Regions from separate parts of the Homo sapiens genome. Here region 1 is linked to region 2. A link is an interaction called in ENCODE POLR2A ChIA-PET data of the cell type or tissue named here. Cell type or tissue: PC-9. All regions are shown on one strand. Each heading gives the region's core, and the rest is flanking DNA. Links, peaks and the distances in the headings are about the cores only. Region 1 has its middle 140 kb from the start of OSTF1. Region 2 has its middle 6.8 kb from the start of RFK.

Region 1 (11,347 bases), core at 3,711-8,710, 1.2 Mb after region 2:
TCCAGGGATGAAAGGTTAGCCTGTATTTTGCCCAAGGGACATGATTTACCTCTGTTAGTACCTGTGCCTGCTCTGTCATTTCAACCATAGGTTAACATGCTCTAACTGCATTGTGGACTGGGCCCACACCTATGCTGAGGTGACCAATGTTTCCAACTGTTGGAACCATACCACCTTTCCAGCAGCAGCTGCAGATGGCTTGCCGTGGCACATACATTCCATGTCTGCAGAGAAATGGACATGGCTGGAGACTTGTGGTCCCATGGCCGAAGCCTGGAATACAACACAGCAAGCTTTGGACAAAGGATGCTACAAGACCCATGGTGCACCTGCCCCCTGGCTGGCCTGTAGCATTTATGACGGGTGGGCTGGCTAGTTGGGGATTATGTAGTACCCCCAGCCCAGGTGCCACAGTACATACAGCAACACTGGGGCAACACCACTGTGGGATAGGTACCTGTCACAATCAGATCAGAAAGATAGTGTTGCAAAACTGAATGGCTTTAGACATAGTAACTGCTGCCCAAGGAGGCGTCTGTGCCCTTTTAGGAAAACAATGTTGTACCTTTATCCCTGACAGTTGGCAGAACATAACAGCAGCCCTGCAAGGGGTCTCGCAGGAGATTAAGGTGGTTAAGAGCATTACTGACAACCCCCTGTAGAGATGGTGGGCATCTCTGGGCTCTGGACTATGCTGGGCCCTCATAGTCATAAGTAGCATAGCTGAGATCCTAGTAGTGAGCTGTTATTCTTTGTATTGTGGGTTATAGATTCAGGGCTCTGCCCTATGGGTAGGTGTCCCTGCCCCAGAGGATGCCCTTAGCCTAGGGAGTAGAGTGTAAGGGAAATGGCTGTGCTTTAGAAATAGGCAGAGGTGACCTCTGGTACAGTATGACTCAGCAGGTTTGGAGTGCAGGGACACAGCTCCACACATGACGCAACCATGCCACATGAGGTGTATTAAGTAACCACTCAGGTGTGCTTGTGCTTGGCTTGGAGCCACTATTGTCTGTAAAAGGTATAACTACCCTGCTGATGCTGTACATATACCTTGCTTGAACCCACAGCCCACTTGTGCCCAGAGAGAGAATAAAGCCACGTCAAAACTCCCTGCAATTCTTCAAGTGTTCTTTCAGCTGCCTGCCGCTCGTGCACCCACTCCCCTCAAACCTCAGTTAGAACCTTACAGTATGTTTCCACAATACCTTCCTGATGAGATTCTTAAGCATCATAAATTACATTTCCATTTCTTTCCAGGTACAAGAAGATCAATAACAACTTGAACACCTGGGTGTTTTTAGCCACCTTTATGAAAGGTAGAAAAGCCATTTTGAGAAGGCCGGCTGTGAAGGCTGGAAGGATGATGGTCAGGTTCCCAAACAGTGAAGACCAAGACCTAGAGCTTCCTATCTCCCAAGATCCTTCCTGACCTGCTACCTTTTATTCATTCTAGATTCCCTCTACTAAGAGGGCTTTGGCTCCTTGCTTACATGCAACATGATTGTTTTTATTTATATTCAAACGTTTTGATGGTCAAAGGCCCAGTGTGGGTGGATGTTGAACTCCTGCAGTTACCATTACAGCTCCTGCCAACACTGATGGGCTCCTTCACACAAAATTTGCTTGCTATTGTCCCTGACTTTAGGTTCCCGGGGTTGGGGGGTTATGGGAAAATATAGAGAGCACAATATTTCCAAACTTAATTAAAAGAGCCCAGGAGCAATGAGCAAAATGATATCACCACATGCTGATGGAATACTGAATAACTGTTCTCTGGCTAGAGGCTCAAGCACAGCAAAGGCAGCTTTTTCCATGCTTGGTGAATGGACCAGGGCATGATCATTCAATCCCTGAGTGTGCAGCTGTGCTGCCTAGCACCCAGTAGGATTTATGCTTTAATAAATCCTTACTGCATCTGGGAACTTTTAAAAAAATATCGAAGCCCAGGTGCCATATCCTGCTAATTAAATAGTTGAGGGATAAGACCCAGGTATCTGTTATTTAAAGCTTCTCAGGTTATTCTAATGAAAGCACTGTGACTAGCATCTTAGTTTGTGCTGCTATAACAGAATACCTGAAACTGGACAATTTATTAAAAAATAAATTTATTTATCACAGTTCTGGAGGCTGGGAAGTCCAAAATCAAGGTGCCAACACCTGACATGGGCCTTCTTACTGCATTCTGACATGGTGGAAGGACAAGACAGCAAACTAGCCAAATGCTGCTGCAAGAAGCCTCTTTTCTAAGGGCCTTAATTCCATTAATGAGGGAGGCATCCTCTCGGCCTTACCACCTCTGAAAGGCCCCACCTCTTGATACCATCACAATTGGCAACACCTGAGTTTTGGAGAGACCATTAAAACCACAGCAAACGGTGATCCAACGGAAATAAACACATTAGCATCTAGGAGGGTCTTCTGTGCTTGAGATGCTCTGTCCTTCCTCCTCATTCGTTTCTAACAGCCCCACACAAGTGATAACATCACTGACATGAAATCTAAGAAGATCACTTGCAGCTGAAATCAAGTAGTCTTGCTCGTTTTTAGAGGGAGGCACAACACACAGCCATGAGAGTTCTAGTGGTGAAGCAGGTATAACTTTGGAAGTGAAGACCCACTGACCAAAAGAAAATAAAAGAGAATAGGTTACATCAGAAGATACTTTCTCCTCCATTCTCTATCAATTTTCTTTTCAGAGATTCTGATGTGATTGTGTTGGGGTGGGGCTTCAGATATATATACTTTTTAAAAGCTCCCCTGATGATTCTAATGTATGCAAGGTTTGAGAACTACTGGTCTAAGGTTCTCAAGCTTTGCTGTATATTAGAATCAGCTGAGGAGCTTTGTTAAAATCCTGATGTCTCAGGCCACGCCCCATGCCAATTAAATCCAAACCTTTAGGGATAGGACCCAGGCATCAGCGTCTGTAAATCTCCCAAGGTATTTCCAATGTGCAAATCAAAGTTGAGAACCAGTGCTTTAAAGTTCCCTACAGATGAAAGAATAGCAAAGGAGAAAAGGCCCTGGATTCTAGGCTCTGCTTTGATACTAATTTGCATGTAACCTTGGACAAGTCATTTTACCAATCTGGGCTTCAGTTTTCCCACCTGTGAAATGTTATCAACGACTTATTATGGCTCTAATGCACATCTTCTATGAATGTTACCACAGCTTTACAAAGCCAGCTCACTCTACCACGTGTGTTGCCTCCTACAGCTCTCTGCTGTTGAAAAGAGGTGGTCGCCTGCCTCGAGGATTAACAATCCTGGGCATTGTTTCTAAAGCAGAAGGATATAAGGGCATCCCAAGTCTTCCCTACCTCTCTAATCAGATTAAAGATGTAATGCAACCATGGTCCTGTGTAGAATAACTGTCACTAATCAATTTGGTCAAGAGTCACGGTCAGAACATGGCCTGACATGGTTTGGCTATCACACGTGTAGAAAGAGCTGTGTTTGATAGAGTCAGTGTTTGTTCTTTCACAGTACCCCAATACGTCAGGCACAAACCCCCTGTTGATCTAGACAGACTTGCATCACTAGCTGTGAATCATCGAGAATGGCAACATCTGCAGCGGGGACCTCTAGGCCTGAAATGCCCCACCACATTCCTTATTTATTTCTAATAGCAGTACACAAGCAACATCACTAAATGAAAGGCAAGGAGAAAATAATTAGCAACCAAGTGTCTGGCTCCTTGATAACCTACAGTTGAGTGAGTTTGGTTGTCAGAAGACCAGGATTCAAGCCTCAGTTCTCCCTTATGCTGGCTGCATGACTTTGGGTAAGCAAAGCTCTGCTAATAAGGCTCTCAGGCTTTCATTTCTAAAATAGGGATCATATCTGCTACTCCTCAGAAGGATGTAGATTGGATGAAGCAACATAAGGGAGAGCATTTTGTAAGACACTATTTCTCTACCTTTTTTCCCTTGGGCTCCCTTCTCTCAAAACACATAGAAATTCATTATTCTCTTCTGTGATATAATTCTCCCACAGATGGGTCCCATTTGATATCCCAAACATCAAGATGCTGTAATCTAACACACACGAAGGATGCAAGCCGTGTGGAGATGCTACCCATTAACACAGGACTTAGGAGAAGGCAATAAGGCAATTACGAAAAAAATCCCCAATCTCAATTCTGTATGAGTGTTAGGTGTTCTCACAAAGGAAAGGGAAATTATTTCATTAGGCAGAATCCAAATACTATACAAAACAGAAAGGACATGGTTTGTTGACAAAAGTGAAACTATTCTGTGAAACAAAGGCAGCAACAGGGAGATAGAACAGGATTTTCCAGTGAGAAATAAAAGTTGTTATCAAGGTAACAAGGATAGGCGTGGTGCTTTGCCTCCTTTTTGCTCCAGTTCTTCCAAACCAGGGATACTTTTCAGACCAGGGAAAGCAAATGCATTCAGCTGTTGAAGCGCTGCTACACCATCAGATTTCAAAGACAGAATCCTCTCCTTATTCTAAAGGAGACCCATTTCCACATGTTAAATACAAGTTATTTGAAAATGACGTGGAGGATAGAAATGATGAAAATAGTGACAGAGAGGAAGAGTTCTCCCAAGTTACAGATGAGGACACTGAAATTTAGAGGTTAATCCCATGTAAAGCCAAGAAGTCTGATCCCAGACTCAGTCTTCTGTCTATACTACAAGAATGCTGTGGAAGACGTATTGTCAAACAAAAAATACTTGCACCATTTATCTGAAAATCAGACTACTGTCATCCACAGTATAGCCCAAACATAGACAATAATCATGTGCTGAGTGCTTCATATGCCCCAGGGTATCCTCAATTTACCTATATTGACTTATTTAATTCAAAGCAACCCTCTGAGTAGATGCCATTATTTCCCTATTTTATAGATGAGGAAACAGAATCACAGAGATGTTAAGCAGCTGCCTGAGCTCACACAGCTAAGCATTGTCAGAGCCCGAATTCAAACACAGACCATTGGCTCCAAATCCCACATTCCAATGACTATTTGATACTGTACATCAATCAAAGACTAAGCATTAACAATAACTACCCCAAAACCCTGACAAACATCTCACTATGATTTCTTAAGCCCCACTTGGAGCCTCACTGACTCTTATTTAACATCTAATTCTCAACAAGTTTGCAAAGAACTTTCACGTGCAAGGCTGGCATGATCTGGCCCGTGCCTCCAGCTCCACCTTCATCTTCTGCCATTTCCCCTATGCTCCAGCCTCACAAGCCTCTTTGGTGCCCTCCTTGGGGCCTTGGCACCTGCTATTCCCTTTGCCTAGAATGGTCTTTTCGTCATTCCGTGCCTGTTGACCTCCTACTCTCCCTTTAGACCTCAGTTTAAGTGTCACTTCCTCATGGAACTTTACCATCATTCTGCTTTTTTATGATACTTTTCTATCAGAGCACTCACCACACAGTTATAGACTTGTGTGATTACTGCATTTACAAGGCCAAGAGTAGTGGCAGTTCTGCTCCCCCCTGTATTAAGTGTACTTGCTCTGGAACACAATGGCTGTAGAATAAATATTTGTTGGCTGCATTAATTAGTGACACTATTACACATTAATCTTCATAATAATGCTTGAAGATGAGTGGACAATGGTAGCATTAAGCTCATTTTAAACATGAGGGTACTCAAGACCTGAAATATTTGGAGTGATTTGCCATAACACTATTCCTAAAGTGGTGGAGCTAGAATTCAACTCATTCAAGGTCAGGTGGTCCAAGAGCCCAGCGCTGTCTTTTATCCACTTGATGCGATGAATAAATAATGAAGTGTGCTGTGTTTTCAATAGCAAATAAGTTGCAGACTCACAGGGTTAGACAAGCATATCATCAAAACCAGATCTATGCCCATTTGCCTTTCTTATTTCCCCAGAATCAGAAAACACGAATATTCTGTTTTTGATTGATAGTCACTGAAAGTCCACAGTTTTAGGCACCGTATAGAACAAGGCCTTGGTTCCAAACATTATCTAACAAGATAGAAGGTCAAATTCAAGCAATTTCAAGTTGTCCTTGGAGTTTAGTCCAAAAACCTTAATGATATTGACTCAGCATTTGTTTAGAGTCAACAGGAACAGTAACCAAATGCACAGAAAAAAAACAGTCCACGTGCCATTCATCAGAGCATTGACCTTTCAGCCCTGGGATTCTTCACTAGAAAATGAGAAGCATGGATTTGGTGATCTCTAAGTTTTTTTCTTCTCTGAATGCATGGCCTTCCAAATACACTAGTAGATTTGACTGCTCACAATTTGGCAAGAATAATATTTTTGGGATACTAATTACGTTTTTCATATATTTTCCTCCTTCCTATTTAAGAAGGTAGAAGTCTCCTCCTCCTGGCTGAGCATGAAAAAAAAGGAAGGTGGAAGTCAAGGCATGCATCCTTTAGAGATGGTGTGAGGCAGGTGTTATGCTCAGGGTTAGATTTCAGCCCCAGCTGAGGACTAAGGGGAGTGGGTGGACATGAGGCAGGGAACTGGAAGAACTCTTGAGAAACAGCAGGTAGGTGAGACATGGCTTTACTCAGCAGCTCCCTCACAGGGTCAGTGTTACTTTTATACCTTACACAAACAATCGAGGCTGAGAGCCAGGTAGTGAGCTTCTCTATGTTATGTCTACGTGGCTATGACTATATAAGACACAGGACTGTGTGCCTGTGCCACAAACCCGCTGAGTCATCCAGGTTGTTTACCTTGGCCTATGCCTGCTGCCCTATGCCTGCTTGGCTGCAGCACAGCTATGTTCCTTACAGCAGGCCAGAACTCAGAAGCTGCCTGCATATAATTCCTTTGCCAGCTTTTTTTTTTTTTTTCCCAAAACACCCAAGGCCCTATGGGGAGAGAAAGAATTTGAGAAATAAAGTTGAGGACAAAGAGGTCTGTAAATCTAGAGAGCAAATGACATATAGACTGCTCCCTGGCTGTATGGTAACCACACCTGATAGCAGTAGCTTAAGCATGCCCGTAGAATGACCCTCTATAGCAGATGCATCTGAATGTGTGTTCCAAGACAGGGAATTCAGGAGTGGCCAACCCAGAGATTCATTCCTTGCCTATGTGGAAAACCTGATCCAACGGCTAACCTATGGAACATGGGACATACAAGGGAATGAGGCCCTGAGTTTTGGGTTAAATGAGGGTTGCCAGGTGGAGGTCGTTAGAGGGAGGGTGCTGTTTGCAAGTGGTTTCAAGGGGTTCAGGGTCATGCTATCAACTCCAATGGGTATGGCACCAGGCTCAAGAGGCTGAAGAGGCCCAGAGCCAACAAGCAAAACATGGGGTTTTATTGTGGACTTACCTACAGGGGAGAGAGTTCAGTGGTGGCAGGCCAGGCAGGAGAACCACCTTACAGTCTCATAGTGGCAGGCTTGGCAAGGTAGCCAGCTTACATACAGTCCAGTGGCAATGGGCTGGACATGATAACTGCACAGCCCAGTGATGGTGGGCTGGGCAGGAAAGCCGCAACCACTTGCGGAAGGCATGCAGCTTATATAGAAATTTACTTAACACCCTAACAACCTCCACCTGGCAACCTTCATTTAACCCAAAATTCAGGGCCTCAATCCCTTGTCTGGCCCACATTCCATGGGTCAGCTGGTAGCTCAGCTATTCCTCATAGACAAGTAATAATCTCCAGGTTGGCCACTCCCAGATTCCCTCGCTTGGAACACACATTCAGGTGCACCTGTCATACAGGGTCATTCTAAGTTTATGCTTAAGTTATTGCTTTCAGGTGCATTTACCCTGCAGGGAGGTAAGTTTGAGCAAGAGTATACTGTGAGGTTGGGAGCTTCAAGCTGAAATCAAGTTGATTTCCAGAAAAAAAAAAATTAAATGCAGTATTTCCTGGATTTCTGAGTTAGTTAACTGTAATTCCTATCACTTCAATATGATAACCTGTATCAAGACCAATGAGGCGTAGTCGCAATGAGCAGACTTGCAGAGGAGAAAATGGCACAGACAAACTACCCTGAGAGCTGGATGAGAACAGAAGAAAAAACACTCCCCCTGCTTTTGTGAAGAGGGTAGAAATAGCTTTGACTGGTTAAGAATTTGTTTTACTTTTAACAGTGTACAATTCAGTCATTATTTTCTGCAGTCTTAGAGCCTAGCATTGAATAGACATTAAATGATTAATTCATTTTAATTTTTAGTTACTGGTAGAATTGTTCATTTAAGTTATGTCACTATATTAAGAACTGTATCAGGAATAAATTTTCTATGTTCATATAACCATAGCTACTTTAGCCAGACTGGTTTTTGGCATCTCATATCTCTCATTGTCAACTGAAAATACACATCTCATAATTGAAGAGACACACTAGCTAACATCCCCAGTAAAGGTAAATCACTTGCAAACATTAATAGTTTCTCTTCATGCTTTTATTATAAGGAATAATGACTTGAGAGGTGAATACTTCAGATCAATTAAGAATAGTAAACATTTCCATTTTATGGTCTAAAATTAACCCCTAAAACAACAATGTGAATAAGAAACAGAAGTACAATCTCCATTTTTATAAATCCAGAAGACATAAAACCCAGAACCACACCATATTAAGATGGAAAAATGATGGAATGGAAACACCCGTCTAGCCAAGAAACAAGCCAACTCAATACAAACAATTCTTAAGAATTACACCTAGTGAGGCAGCAGGCACAGATGAGGTAGCAGGCTAGAAAAAAAAGAGAAATTATTTAGAAGTGGTGTAAGAAACAATTAGACCCAAGATCATTCCCCCACACTAACAGGTGAAAGTGCCTCCATCCCTGAAGGTGATGGGCAGCATATTCTGGGGGAAAATAAATAACAGACTATAGAAGTGAGGATGCCAGGCACAAATGAGATGCTGAACTAAAACCAGGAGCTAATTTTAAAGTTTGTGTGCTGAACAGAGACCCTCAGACCCTCTTTCCCTGAGCAGTTTCAGAACTCTAGCAGTCCAGTCTTTACACCTCAAGCAGTAGACTGGTTGCCATTTTCCTGGTAAAATTGAACCACCCCAGAATAAAAGACAGTAAGAAATTAATATATAAGGGTTTCCAATCAAAAAGCAGGATAATCATTTGGTTTTCCTTCAAGGCTGATATGGTTTGGATCTGTGTCCCCACCCAAATATCATGTTGAAATATAATCCCCAATACTGGAGGTGGGCCTGGTGGGAGGTAATTGGATCATGGGGGCAGTTTCTCATGGCTTAACACCATCCCCCCAGTGCTGTCATTGTGATAGTGATAATGAGTTCTCATGAGATCTTGTTGTTTAAAAGTTTATAGCACCTCCCTATTCTCTCTCCTGGTCCTGCTCCTGATATGTAAGATGTTTGCTCCCTCTTTGCCTCCATGATTGTAAGTTTCCCAAGGCCTCCCAGGAAACAAATGTTGCCATGCTTCCTGTACAGCCTGCAGAATTCTGAGCCAATTAAACCTCTTTTCTTTATAAATTACCCAGTCTCATGTAGATCTTTATAGCAGTGCAAGAATGGACTAATACAAAAAAACTTTTATTAAGGAGTGGAGCATTGCTATAAAGATACCTGAAAATGTGGAAGCAGCTTTGCAACTGGGTAATAGCCAGAGGTTGAAAGTGTGTAGAGGGCTCAGAAGAAGACAGGAGGATGAGGGAAAATTTGGAACTTTCTAGAGACTTGTTAAATAGTTGTGACCAAAATGTTGATAGTGATATGGACAACGAAATCCAGGCTGAGGAGGTCTCAGATGAAAATGAGGAACTTACTAGGAACTGGAGTAAAGGTCACTCTTGCTATGTTTTAGCAAAGAGCTTGGTTGGACTGTGCCCCTGCCCTGGGGAGCTGTGGAACTTTGAACTTGAGAGAGATGATTTAGGGTATCTGGTGGAAACAATTTCTAAGCAGCAAAGTATTCAAGATGTGACCTGGCTGCTTCTAAAAACCTATGCCCATAAGTATGAGCAAAGAAATGACCTGAAGCTGGAACTTATATTTAAAAGAGAAACAGAGCATAAAAGTTTGGAAAATTTGCAGGCTGGCCATGTGATTGAAAAAAAAAAGCCCATTTTCAGGGTAGGAATTCAAGCAGGTTGCAGAAATTTGCATAGGGAGCCAAGTGCTAATATCCAAGACAATGAGGAAAAGGCCCTGAAGGCATTTCAGAGAGATTTCCAGCAGCTCCTTCCATCACAGGCCTAGGAGAGAAGAATGGTTTCATGGGTCAGGCCCAGGGCCCTGCCATCCTGCACAGCCTCAGGACATTGCTCCCTGTGTCTTGGCCACTTTAGCTCCAGCCATGGCTCAAAGAGGCCCACGTACAGCTTGAACCACTGCTTCAGAGGGTGCAAACTGTAAGCCTTGGCAGTTTCCATGTGGTGTTAAGGCTGCATGTGCACAGAGTGCAAGAGTTGAGGCTTGGCAGAGCAATCAGACGAGAGAAAGAAATAAAAGGCATCCAAATCAGCAAAGAGGAAGTCAAACTGTCGCTGTTTGCTGATGATATAATTGTATACCTAGAAAACTGTAAAAACTCCTCCAAAAAGCCCCTAGAACTTATAAAAAAATTCAGCAAAGTTTCCAGGTACAAAACTAATGTATACAAATCAGTAGCTCTATTATACACCAGCAGTGACCAAGTGGAGAATCAAATCAAGAACTCAACCGCTTTTACAATACCTGCAAAAAAATATAAAATACTTAAGAATATACCTAACCAAGGAGGTGAAAGATCTCTACAAGGAAAACTACAAAATACTGTTGAAAGAAATCATAGATGACACAAACAAATGGAAACACATCCCATGCTCATGGATGGGTGGAATAAATATTGTGAAAATGACCATACTGCCAAAAGCAATCTACACATTCAATGCAATTCCCATCAAAATACCCACCATCATTCTTCACAGAAATAGAAAAAAAAAATCCTAAAATTCATATGGAACCAAAAAAGAGCCCACATAGCCAAACCAAGACTAAGCAAAAAGAACAAATCTGGAGGCATCACACTACCTGATTTCAAACTATGCTATAAGGCCATAGTCACCAAAACAGCATGGTACTGGTATAAAAATAGGTAGATGGACCAAAGGAACAGAATAGAGAACCCAGAAATAAACCCAAATACTTATAGCCAACTTATCTTTGACAAAGCAAGCTTATCTTTGATAAAGCAAAAAAAAAAAAAAAAAACTCAAGGTAGGGAATGGACAGCCTATTCAACAAATGGTGCTGGGATAATTGGCTAGCCACATAGGAGAATGAAACTGGATCCTCATCTCTCACCTTATGCAAAAATCAACTCAAGATGGATCAAGGACTTCAATGTAAAACCTGAAACTATAAAAATTCTAGAAGATAACATCAGAAA
Region 2 (11,347 bases), core at 4,151-9,150:
TTGCCATGTTGGTCAGGATGGTCTCTAACTCCTGGCTTCAAGTGATTCACCTGGCTCAGCCTCCCAGAATGCTGGGGTTACAGTCATGAGCCACTGTGCCTGGCCAGAACTCTTAAAACTCTACAAGAAGAAAGTGAACAACCTGATGATTTTTTCCTTTTTTGAGATGGAGTCTCGCTCTGTTGCCCAGGCTGGAGTGCAGTGGCACAATCTCGACTCACTGCAACCTTCGCCTCCTGGGTTCAAGCAATTCTCCTGCCTCAGCCTCCTGAGTAGCTGGGACTACAGGTGCACGCCACCACACCCGTGAGCCACCACGCCTAGCCAATTTTTCTTTTTTCTTTCTTTCTTTTTTTTTTTTTTTTTTGAGACAGGGTCTTGCTCTGTTGCTTAGGCTGGAGTGCAGTGGCACAATCATGGCTCACTGTAGCCTTGATCTCCTAGGCTCAAGTGATCTTTCTACCTCAGCCTCCCAAGTAGCTGGAACTACAGGCACATATCACCCATGCCCAGCTAATTTTTAAAATATTTTTGTAGATAAAGGGTCTCACTATGTTGCCCAGGCTGTCTTGAACTCCTGGGCTCGAGCAATCCTCCCACCTTGGCCTCCCAAAGTGCTGAGATGAGCCACTGCATCTGGTCTGATGTTTTTAAATAAGCAAAAGACCTGAACAGACACTTCACCAAAGATGATATACAGATGGCAAATAAGCATATGAAAAGATGTTCCACATCATATGTCATCAGAGAAATGCAAATTACCACTCTAGGCCTATTGGAAGGGCCCAAATCCAGAACACTGACCACACCAAATGCTGGCAAGGATGTGCAGCAACAGGAGCTCTCCTTAATTGCTGGTGGGAATGCAAAATGGTATAGTCATTTTGTTACACAGTTTGGCAGTTTCCTATAAAACTAAACATACTCTTACCACATGATCCAGCAATTGTATTATTTGGTATTTACCCAAATTAATTGAAAACCTATATTCACACAAAAACCTGCAGATTGATGTTTAGAGCAGCTTTATTCAGAACTGCCAAAACTTGGAAGCAATCAAGACGTCCTTCAATAGGAGAATAGGAAAATAAACTATGATACACACAGACAATAGAATATTATTCTATGCTAAAAATAAATGAGCCATCAAGCCATGAAGACGTGGAGGAAACTTAACTGCATATTTTTAAGTGAAAGAAGCCAGTCTGAAAATGCTACATCTTTTATAATTCCAACTATGTGTCACTGTGGAAAAGGCAAAACTATGAAGACAGTTAAAAGATCAGTGGTTGTCAAGGATTAGGGGTGAGGGAGGGATGAATAAGTAAAGCACAGAGGATTTTTATGACAGTGAAAATGCTCTGTATGATACGATAATGGTGGATACAAGTCGGTATTCCTTTGTGTAAACCCATAGAATGTATAACTCCAAGAGTGAACTCTCATGTAAATTACAGACTTGGGGTGATATTACATCAATGCACATATATCAGTTGTAACATGTACATTCTAGTGCCTAGTGCAGGATGTCTATAGTGAGGAAGCCTGTGTGTGTGTGTGTGTGTGTGTGTGTGTTGAAGGTCAGGGAGTATATGGGAACTTTCTGTACTTCTCAATTTTTCTGTGAACCTAAAACTGCTTTTTAAAAAAAGTCTACTTAAAGGAAAAAAGTATTGGCAAAACAGAGCTCACTAGCTGGTTTGGCTATTTTTGTAGAACAAACCACCTCAAAATTTGATGACTTGGGTTGGGTCTGGTGGCTCATGCCTGTAATCCCAGCACTTTGGGAGGCTGAGGCGGGCAGATCATCTGAGGCCAGGAGTTTGAGACCAGCCTGGTCAACATGGCAAAACCCCATCTCTAGAAAAAGATACAAAAATTAGCCAGGCATGGTGGTGTACACGCCTGTGATCCCAGCTACTTGGGAGGCTGAGGCAGGAGAATCTTGAACCTGGAAGGTGGAGATTGCAGTGAGCTGAGGTCACGCCACTGCTCTCCAGCCTGGGCCACAGAGCAAGACTCTGTTTAAAAAAAAAAAAAAGATGACTTAAAATAATCTATTATTTCAAATTATTTTCTGGGTTGCTTGGGTCTCACCTGAGCAGTATTCCTTCCAGGAGCTCATTTGAGACTGAAATGTCCAGGATACTTCAGGCCTCTCTTCATATATCTCTTTCTCTAGAAGGGTAGCTGGACTTATATCATGCCCAGCTTCTAACAGAGAGCATTCAAAGCCTATCACAGAGTTGCTACAGTTCTCTGTAAGCACACCTTTGAAGTTACACGATATCACTTCTGCCAGATTTTATTGGTCAAATTTCACAACCAGGTCAGTTTTAGTGGGGAGAGGAAATGGGCTTCCCCTCTCAATAAAAGGAGTGAAAAATATTTGGGAGCATTTTTAATTTAGCCTACTATTTTTTATTCAGCTGGTAATAATTTTCCAATCTATACCACCACCCCACTACACACTTTTATTTTTCATCTTCTAAATATATAGTTCATGCTGACACATCAGCAGATTAGACCAATTTTCTAAGTAGCTGTATTATTTTATATATTGGACAGAAAAAAAATTCTAAAATTAAAAAAAATTCCTAAAATTTTATATCATCATTGTGAGAAAAAAGGAGGGAAACACCAGTAATTTTGAAGACAAACTGAAATAATTTTATATGTAATTACTGTTGGTAACACCTATATTTTTGCCATCACGGTCACATTCCAAAGGTATCATGAATTTGAGAGAACATAAGACAGACGGCTGTCATGGACACTAAAGAATGGTTAATTTCACTATCAGTAAATCCTGCCTTAGAAGGGGAATTACTCCGAACAGAGGTCAAAGTTCATCTCCAGAATCTCAGACATATTTACTCATTATTCTGAAAAGAGTCCAGTGTCCTAGAAAGTTTTCCTTCTTCTTCGTCTCAGAAATTTTTAGCATCTTTATCTCCTATACCATCATTGCACCAAATGTATAATTAAAAACAATTTTTTAATGGGAAAGAAGTCTGAATTCTTCTGCCTATAATTCTAGGTGCTCTTCTCCTCCTTTTTCTCTTTCTCCATTTTCTTCTTCTATAGTGAAACATATATTCAAAGGAAACATCAAAAAGCATTAACTTTCTAAATTAAGACAGTCTTTTTATCTTTTGTGATTGAGGAAGAAGATAGAATGCAGTAGCCATGCTTCACCAAAGAACCAGATCCAAGCACATGAAGCAATGAGCAGGCCAAACATTTCTGAGTACAGAATCCTCCCGTGTCTAGCACAGGGCCTGATGAACCTCATTCCCTAACTTTCATTTTCCATTTGCAGTTCTTATTTCATGTGTCACCGCAGTTCTAGGTTCATGTCAGTAAAAAGCAAAATTTTAATATGCCATCTTGTGGATGCATGAGGAATGAAATTCTTGTAGTGCTTTTGGTTTTGGTGGTGAGAATTTAACATTGCATTTGCATAGTTTTTCCCCTGTAATACAAGCAATTTTTGCTCAATGCAAAAACAAAAAACAAAAATCAAAAAGCCATACAGGAAATACACAAGGAACAGTAGGTACTCAAATATTTGTGGAGTATCGATTTTTAAAAATTAGTAATCATCACACCCTTGATTTGGAGTGGACCCTATTAAAGCAGCCAGTGAATGAATGGATGAAGGAAGGAATACCTTTTTCTAAAACATTTGATATTGTAGGTAAGCTCTTGGTTTTCAGGCCTGACCTGACATTAGAATCTAATTTTCCAGAGATATTTTTAGTGTCTCATGTGGGTAGAAGTTGACAAAATTTGGTTTACATTCCATATAGGTATAAGAATTGTTTATTAGTACTACTGACAACCTTCCATTTCCATATGTGCGGTGTATTTATTAAACAATCAGGGCTGGGCACGGTGGCTCATGCATGTAATCCCAGCACTCTGGGAGGCCGAGGCAGGCAGATCACAAGGTCAGGAGTTTGAGACCAACCTGGCCAACAGGGTGAAACCCCGTCTCTACTAAAAACACAAAAATCAGCCGGGCGTGGTGGCGCGTGCCTGTAATGCCAGCTACTCAGGAGGCTGAGGCAGGAGAATCACTTGAACCCAGGAGGTGGAGGTTGTAGTGAGCCGAGATCATGCCATTGTACTCCAGCCTGGGCAACAGAGTGAGACACTGTCTCAAAAAAAAAAAAAATCAGCCAAATAAACATTTCATTATGGGTTATTATGAGGCAGCTGCATATAGCAGACAGACCTGGAGATCACTTAACTCTTTCAGAAAAGGTGATCTTAGGTCCATTGTCAAACGGATGGACAGCTTCTCAGCATTTTGTAGACTCTCTGTTTTCTTTTGGGTTTAGTAGGTCGTAGGCTCTCAGTCTGCTTTTTTTTGGTGCAAAATAACAATGTTAGACCAGATGAGTAATTTACAATTTGTGTGCTTCAAAAGGTTCTAAATATTCAAAGCACATTTCATTTAAAAATGTCTTTTATGAATTTAGTTTTCAAAATGTTATTTTAAAATATGTTTTCTGAATTTAATATGATACAACAGTACAAACAGTGATAGGAAGCAAATTCGGATGTAGTTGAGAGTGTTGAAGGAAAACTGGATGTGTTAACCAAAAAATATGCCTCTTTGACAAAAAAATTTTTAAGCTAAGAGCAAGTGGGAGGAAGCAGATACAGGAAAGCTCTCTGCCTCTCCTCTGTTTACCTAGTGGCAGGACACAGATTTACAAAGACAAAGGTGCCCTTCTTCCCTCTGTACCCGGAAGGACAAAAGTTAACCACTGAAGACAACTGTAGCCCTCATCTGGCTGGAGATGGCACAAGAGGAATCTACGTTAATAAGCTTTGCTAAGTGGACTTCATCTATCATTATTTTGCCTTCCCACAATTTGCCACCTCCAGAGATTCAAAGTTCTTTTCCTCTGTCTTGTCCTTTCTTTAGAAATGTAGTGTGTTTTTTGTTTGTTTGTTTGAGACAGGGTCTTGCTCTGTCACCCAGGCTGGAGTGCAGTGGCATGATCATGGCTCACTGCAGCCACAACCTCCTGGGCTCAAGGGATCCTCTGGCCTCAGCCTCCCAAAGTGCTGGGATTATAGCAGTGAGTCACTGTGCTGGTCCTTAATGTTCTTTATTGAAGTTTATATAAGCTAGAGGTCTGAGTCACCTCTTTGAGAATTATTCATTCCCTGGGCATCTCCCATATACATATAAAATATACATGATAATAAACATGTTTGCTCTTGCTTTGATAATCTGTTTTTTGTTACAGGGGGTCCCTTCTAACAACGCATTAGGGGTGAGGAAAAAAATTAGTTTTCTTTCTTTACACTGTAAACTTCATTAATGTGTTCTTATTGAGTAAATTTGTACTACATGAAGTAAATTTTATGAGTTTGAACCACAAATACATTTGTGGTTATAAAATAACACTTGTTTTTATGGCATGGTGGTGTACACCTGTAGTTCCAGTTATGCAGGAGGCCAAGGCAGGCAGATGGCTTAATTCCAGGATTTCGAGGCTATAGTGTGCTATGAGCTTGCCTGTGAATAGCCACTGCACTCTAGCCTGGGCAACATAGCGAGATCCCATCTCTAAAATAAATATGTAAATACATAAATAAATAAAACATTATTTATTTTCTATATTGGGCTTTTATGTAGAATTTTACATGTCTGTTTTCCAAGGTAGAATTCTGAAGACACTTACACTCAGCCAGCTTATTTGGACTGTAGTCCAGTTATAATGAATTTTCTATAGCAGACCAACAGGTAATCATCATCATAACAGCCAATACAGAAGGCTTACTACACATTACACACTGATTTAGTTACTTCACATGCATTAAGTCTTAAATCTTTCAAATGCTTTATGAGGTGCTATGGTGATTATTTTCTCACAGACAGGAAACTGGTGTAAGAGCCAGAGTCCCCCTTACCTACTACTAAGCTCTATCACCTCTCAGTAGAGCTTAGTAGTTCTGGCTTGTTTACTGCACATCCCTTTCTTGGAAATATGATCACAGGAACTCTCCCTAGCTAGACATTTTTCTTTCCTCTTCTCTGTTTAGTCGATTCACACATGCCCCAAGGCTCCAGCTCAAGTCCCACCTCTCTGGAAGGCATTGTCAAGCATACCTGACTCACAGGGTTCCCTTGCTCTCTGGCCTACTGGTAGCATTGTCTCATGCTAGGAAGCCTGTTTATATGAAGTCCAAAGAGTGAGTTAGAGGAATTGGTAAAGTTCCCTAGGGCTTCTGGGTAGAGAATGTAGAGGCAGGAGCTGAGGAGTGTGATAGGGAGAATCTGTGAACAATGGTTTAGTTTAGACTGATCCTAAGACAGAGGGAAGCAGAACATGACTTTTAGTGTGATTTGATCAGATTGGCATTTGAAAGGTTATAGCAGCACGAAAAAGCAGTAGAGAGAGACTAGTGTCAAATCTAAGGCTGGGAGAATAGAGTTGGCTACACCTGTGCAGGTAAGGGGTCATGGCTTGCATTCAGTGGGAGGAGGGGTAAAAATGGATTGGGAGAGACTTGGTAACTATTTAGGTGTGGAAGGTGTGAACGTTGATGTCAGACTCCAAGTCAGAAATTTTTAGATTAATTATTCAAAAACTAATAGACTCTACTTTTTAGAGCAGTTTTAGGTTGGCAGCTGCTGTTGCTGTATAGTTCTATGGGTTTTGATACATGCATAATGTCATATATTCATGAGGACAGTATCATACAGAATAGTTTCACTGCCCTAAAAATCCCCTGTGCTTCACATTCATCCCTCCCTCCGACCTCCAACTTCCCCAAACCCTGGTAACCACTGATCTGTTTACTGTCTCCATAGTTTTATTCAGAATGTAATATAATTGGAATCATGTGTTATGTAGCCTTTTCAGACTGGCTTCTTTCACTTAGTAATATGCAGTTAAGTTTCCTCTAGGTCTTTTTGTGGCTTGATAGCTCATTTCTTTTTAGCACAGAATAGTATGGCATTATATGGATATACAACAGCTTGTTTATCCCACCTATTGAAGGACATCTCAGTTGCTTCCACGTTTTGGCAATTCTGAATAAAGCTGCTATAAACATCCATGTGAAACAAAATAAAAATAAAATAAAATAGAAATAAAACATCCATTCATCCATTCCATTTGCATTCAGTGGGAGTAGGGGTAAAAATGGATTGGGGTAAAAACAAATAGGTTTTTTTTTTTTTAAGAAACTGATGTTTATTTTCCATCAACCATTTTTCCATGTTGCTTAAGAGCCTATGCAAGAACAGCTTAAGACCAGTCAGTGGTTGCTCCTACCCATTCAGTGGCCTGAGCAGTGGGAGCTGCAGACCAGTCTTCCGTGGCAGGCTGAGCGCTCCAGTCTTCAGTAGGGAACTGCTGAATAGGCACAGAGGGCACCTGTACACCTTCAGACCAGTCTGCAACCTCAGGCTGAGTAGCAGTGAACTCAGGAGCTGGAGCAGTCCATTCACCCTGAAATTCCTCCTTGGTCACTGCCTTTTCAGCAGCAGCCTGCTCTTCTTTTTCAATATCTTCAGGATCTCTGTAGAAGTAGAGATCAGGCATGACCTCCCACGGGTGGTCATAGGAAATCGTGCTACACATGCGCAGAACTTCCCGAGCCAGCATCTACCACATCAAACCCACTGAGTGAGCTCCCTTGTTGTTGCATGGGATGGCAATGTCCACATAGCGCATAGGAGAATCTGTGTTACACAGAGCAATGGTAGGTAGGTTAACATAAGATGCCTCCGTGAGAGGCTGGTGGTCAGCCCTGGGGTCAGTAACCACAAGAAGCCATGGCTCCCGGAAGGCTGCCTGGATCTGGTTAGTGAAGGTTCCAGGAGTGAAGTGGCCAGCAATTGGAGTGGCTCCAGTGGCAGCAGCAAACTTCAGCACAGCCCTCTGGCCAGTATTCCTGGAGGATATAACACTGACATCAGCAGGGTTTTCAATGGCAACAATAGCACTAGCTGCCAGCAGAAGCTTCTCCCAGGTCCTCTTCAGATTTATGATATAGATGCCATTACTTTTCCTTTTACAGATGTACTGTTCCATCTGGAAGTCAAGATTGGTGCCACCTAAGTGGGTTCCTGCTGCAAGGAACTTAAGGACATCCTCCTCCTTCATTTGCAGGACATCAAGGGCTCCGGACATTGTGAAAGTTTCCCTTTAAGTTACGACGGGAATCCAGAACAACGCCGTATGGGCCCCTCTGTAGGTAGCGCGGAAAGCAAAAACAAATAGGTTTTTGTGTGGATAAAAGTTTTCACCTCATTTGATTAAATATAAGTGAGCACAATTTCTGGATAACATAGTAAAAGTACGTTTAGTTTTATAAGAAACTGCCATATTATCTTCCAAGGGGCTGTACCATTTTGTATTCCCACCAACAATGAATGAAAGTTCCTGTTGCTCTACATGGTTGCCAGCATTTGGTGTTGTCAGTGTTCTGAATTTTGGCCATTCTAATTGGTATATAGTAGTATCTCATTGTTGTTTTAATTTGTATTTCCCTCACGATATATGATGTTGAACATCTTTTCATATGCTTATTCAGATCTTTTGCTCATTTTTTAATTGAGTTGCTTATTTTCTTATTGCTGAATTTTAAGAATTCTTCAGATTCATTTTTCATTGCTTACTTAGAATAAGCCTTCTTTTCCCTCACAAGCTGCCAGTTCTACTTTCTCTTTAGTCTTATTTGTGATCCTTCTTTCTACAGAGACAAATTAAACCAGAGAAGTGGACTCTTTCCCTACAGGCAGCTGAAAGGATGTGCAAGTGCAGTTCAGAGGGGGAAATAAAAAACACGTTTTAGAATACTTCCTTGGTTAAAAGCAGTAAGTTTGGCAAAGACACATAGACTCTCAACTCTAGATTTACTGAGAATGCTAGGTAGCATATTTTTGGAGTCAAATGAAGAAGAAAAATTATAAATCCTATAGCCTACAGAATAATTATTGAATTATTTGAAGCATATGCTTTGGCCTCTGAAGCAAGGTGGAGGGGTCTGCTTTGATCAACAGATTGAGTACTTGATGGGAGTTCTTAGAAGTACAACTCTTGGAGGGTTTATTCTTCAGTCAGAGGGGAGGAGCCATTGAACGCTATTGAGCGGTGGTGGAAAATGATCAGAATTCTTCCTTCTTGGGAGGCCGAGGAAGGTGGATCACTTGAAGCCAGGAGTTCCAGAACAGCCTGGCCAACATGATGAAACCCTGTCTCTATTAAAAATGCAAAAATTAGCCGGGCGTGGTGGCATAAACCTGTAGTCCCAGCTACTCGGGAGGCTGAGGCAGGAGAATCACTTGAGCCCGGGAGGTGGAGGTTGCAGTGAGCCGAGATTGCGCCACTGCACTCCAACCTGAGTGACAGAGTGAGACTCTGGTTCAAAAAAAAAAAAAAAAATTCTTTCTTCTATATCCTATGCTGATAACACAGTAATTACCCATATGACTTGACATGTAAATGGTAGTTTTAAAGATTGGAGCCTGACTGCTCCATCTTAAACATTCTACAAGACTCTCCTTTTTTTTTTTAAATCTATCTATTTATTTATGTATTATTTATTGAGAAGGAATCTTGCTCTGTCACTCAGGCTGGAGTACAATGGAGCAATCTCGGCTCATAGCAACCTCCGCCTCCTGGGTTCAAGCGATTCTTCCGCCCCAGTCTCCCGAGTAGCTGGGATTACTGGCATTCACTGCCATGCCTGGCTAATTTTTGTATTTTTAGTAGAGACCGAGTTTTGCCATGTTGTCCAGGCTGGTATTGAACTCCTGGCCTCAGGTGATCCACCTGCCTCGGTCTCCCAAAGTGCTGGGATTACAGGCAAGAGCCACTGCGCCCGGCCTATTTATTTTTTTAGTGACCGTGTCTTGCTTTGTCATTAGGCTGGAGTGCAGTGGTTCAATCACAGCTCACTGCTGCCTCAAATTCTGGGGCTCAGGCGATCCTCACTCCTCAGTTTCCCAAGTAGCTGGGGCTATAGGCACGAGCCACCACCACCTGGCTGAGACAGAGTCTCGCTCTGTTGCCCCATATGGAGTGCAGTGGCGTGATCTCCAGCTCACTGCAACTGCCGCCAGGTTCGAGCGACTCTTGTGCCTCGGCCTCCAGGGTATCTAGGACCACAGGTGAGCGCCACCACTCCCGGCTAATTTTTGTATTTTTTGTAGAGACGGGGTTTCACCATGTTGCCCAGGCTGGTCTCCAACTCCTGAGCTCAAGTGATCCACCGGCCTCAGCCTCCCAAAGTGCTGGGATTACAGGCATGAGCCACTGTGCCAGGCCCTGGCTGATTTTTAAAATTTTCTTTCTTATTTTCTCCTCTTCTTTTCTTTCCCCTTTCTTCTTTTTTTTCTTGTTTCTTTTCTTTTCTTTCTTTTTTCTCTCTTTCTTACTTATTTTTATTTTAAAATTTTTGGATAGACGGAAGTCTCCCTATTTTGCCCAGGCTGGTCTTGAACTCCTCAGCTCAAGAGATCCGCTCACCTCGGTCTCCCAGAGTGCTGGGATTACAGGCGTAAGCCACCATGCCCCGCCCATTTTTATACGTTTAGGTTAATGCTTTCCAACAAAGCTGATGAGAGGATTACATGAGACAGTGTGAAAAATACTTAGCATTTTCTCTATTCTTAAAACCACCCCTCCTCATTTACCTCCTATGATTCATTTAATTATTTTATCTCATTTAATTCTCATACCTTCTTGCAACCTAGGGCTTAGTGGCGTAAGACCCAGGGATGATTTATCAAGTTCTCACCTCCAGGCTTTTCTTATTAGGTGTATCACTGCTGATGAAGTTAAAAATATACCATTCTTGCATATTGACTATTTTGAATTAAAAGCACTTGAAAAACAATAGATACAAAAAAATCATTCTGACCTCTTTTCTGTTTCTTAGAAGCAGATGAAATTACCATATGAGAGACATCCTCCCTATATTAGAAGGAATGCAGCACTCTTATTAAGGACGGGAGTCAAGAGTGAGAGAATCCTGTACACACCTTGCTAAAATAACTCTTAAGCCTCTCCAGATAACTTAATTGCTTTTCACAACTTGCTATTACTACTCTTACTACCGGTATTACTATTATCGTTATTCTCATTATTCTTTGTTTAATTCCGTATAGATAAGTAACTGACCATAATTGCTTCTTTGGGTCCTTCTCTCCCTTCCCTTCCCTTTTCTTCCCTTTCACTTTCCCTTCCCCTTTCCTTTCCCTTCCCTCCCTTCCTTCTTCTTCTCTAGTTCTTTTAAGGGGTGAGGGTGTCTCACTGTGTCGCCCAGTCTGGAGTGCAGTGGCGTTATCATAGCTCAGTGCAGCCTCGAC

What was found. ChIA-PET counts read pairs that join two places held together with the same protein. Peaks named below come from ENCODE experiments on the same cell type or tissue, not always from the same donor. Only the 100,000 strongest peaks of a DNase experiment are listed, where the experiment ranks them.
Region 1: POLR2A ChIA-PET joins it to region 2 with 5 read pairs; 2 of 35 experiments call an interaction of 5 or more read pairs at or near these places.

What each region holds. Positions count from the first base shown.
Region 1 is chr9:75,225,399-75,236,745 of GRCh38, reverse strand. No RefSeq gene overlaps it. Among named protein-coding and RNA genes, the nearest start is that of OSTF1, 140 kb to the right of the region's middle. In PC-9, for the core only: a CTCF peak has its summit at 6,425; DNase peaks (open chromatin) are centred at 6,635 and 7,665; H3K27ac peaks cover 2,550 bases.
Region 2 is chr9:76,395,517-76,406,863 of GRCh38, reverse strand. It overlaps a transcript of GCNT1 not described here and the pseudogene RPSAP9. Among named protein-coding and RNA genes, the nearest start is that of RFK, 6.8 kb to the right of the region's middle. RefSeq lists an enhancer at 4,597-4,891. In PC-9, for the core only: no CTCF peak of the experiment used is centred there; a DNase peak (open chromatin) is centred at 6,143; H3K27ac peaks cover 2,473 bases.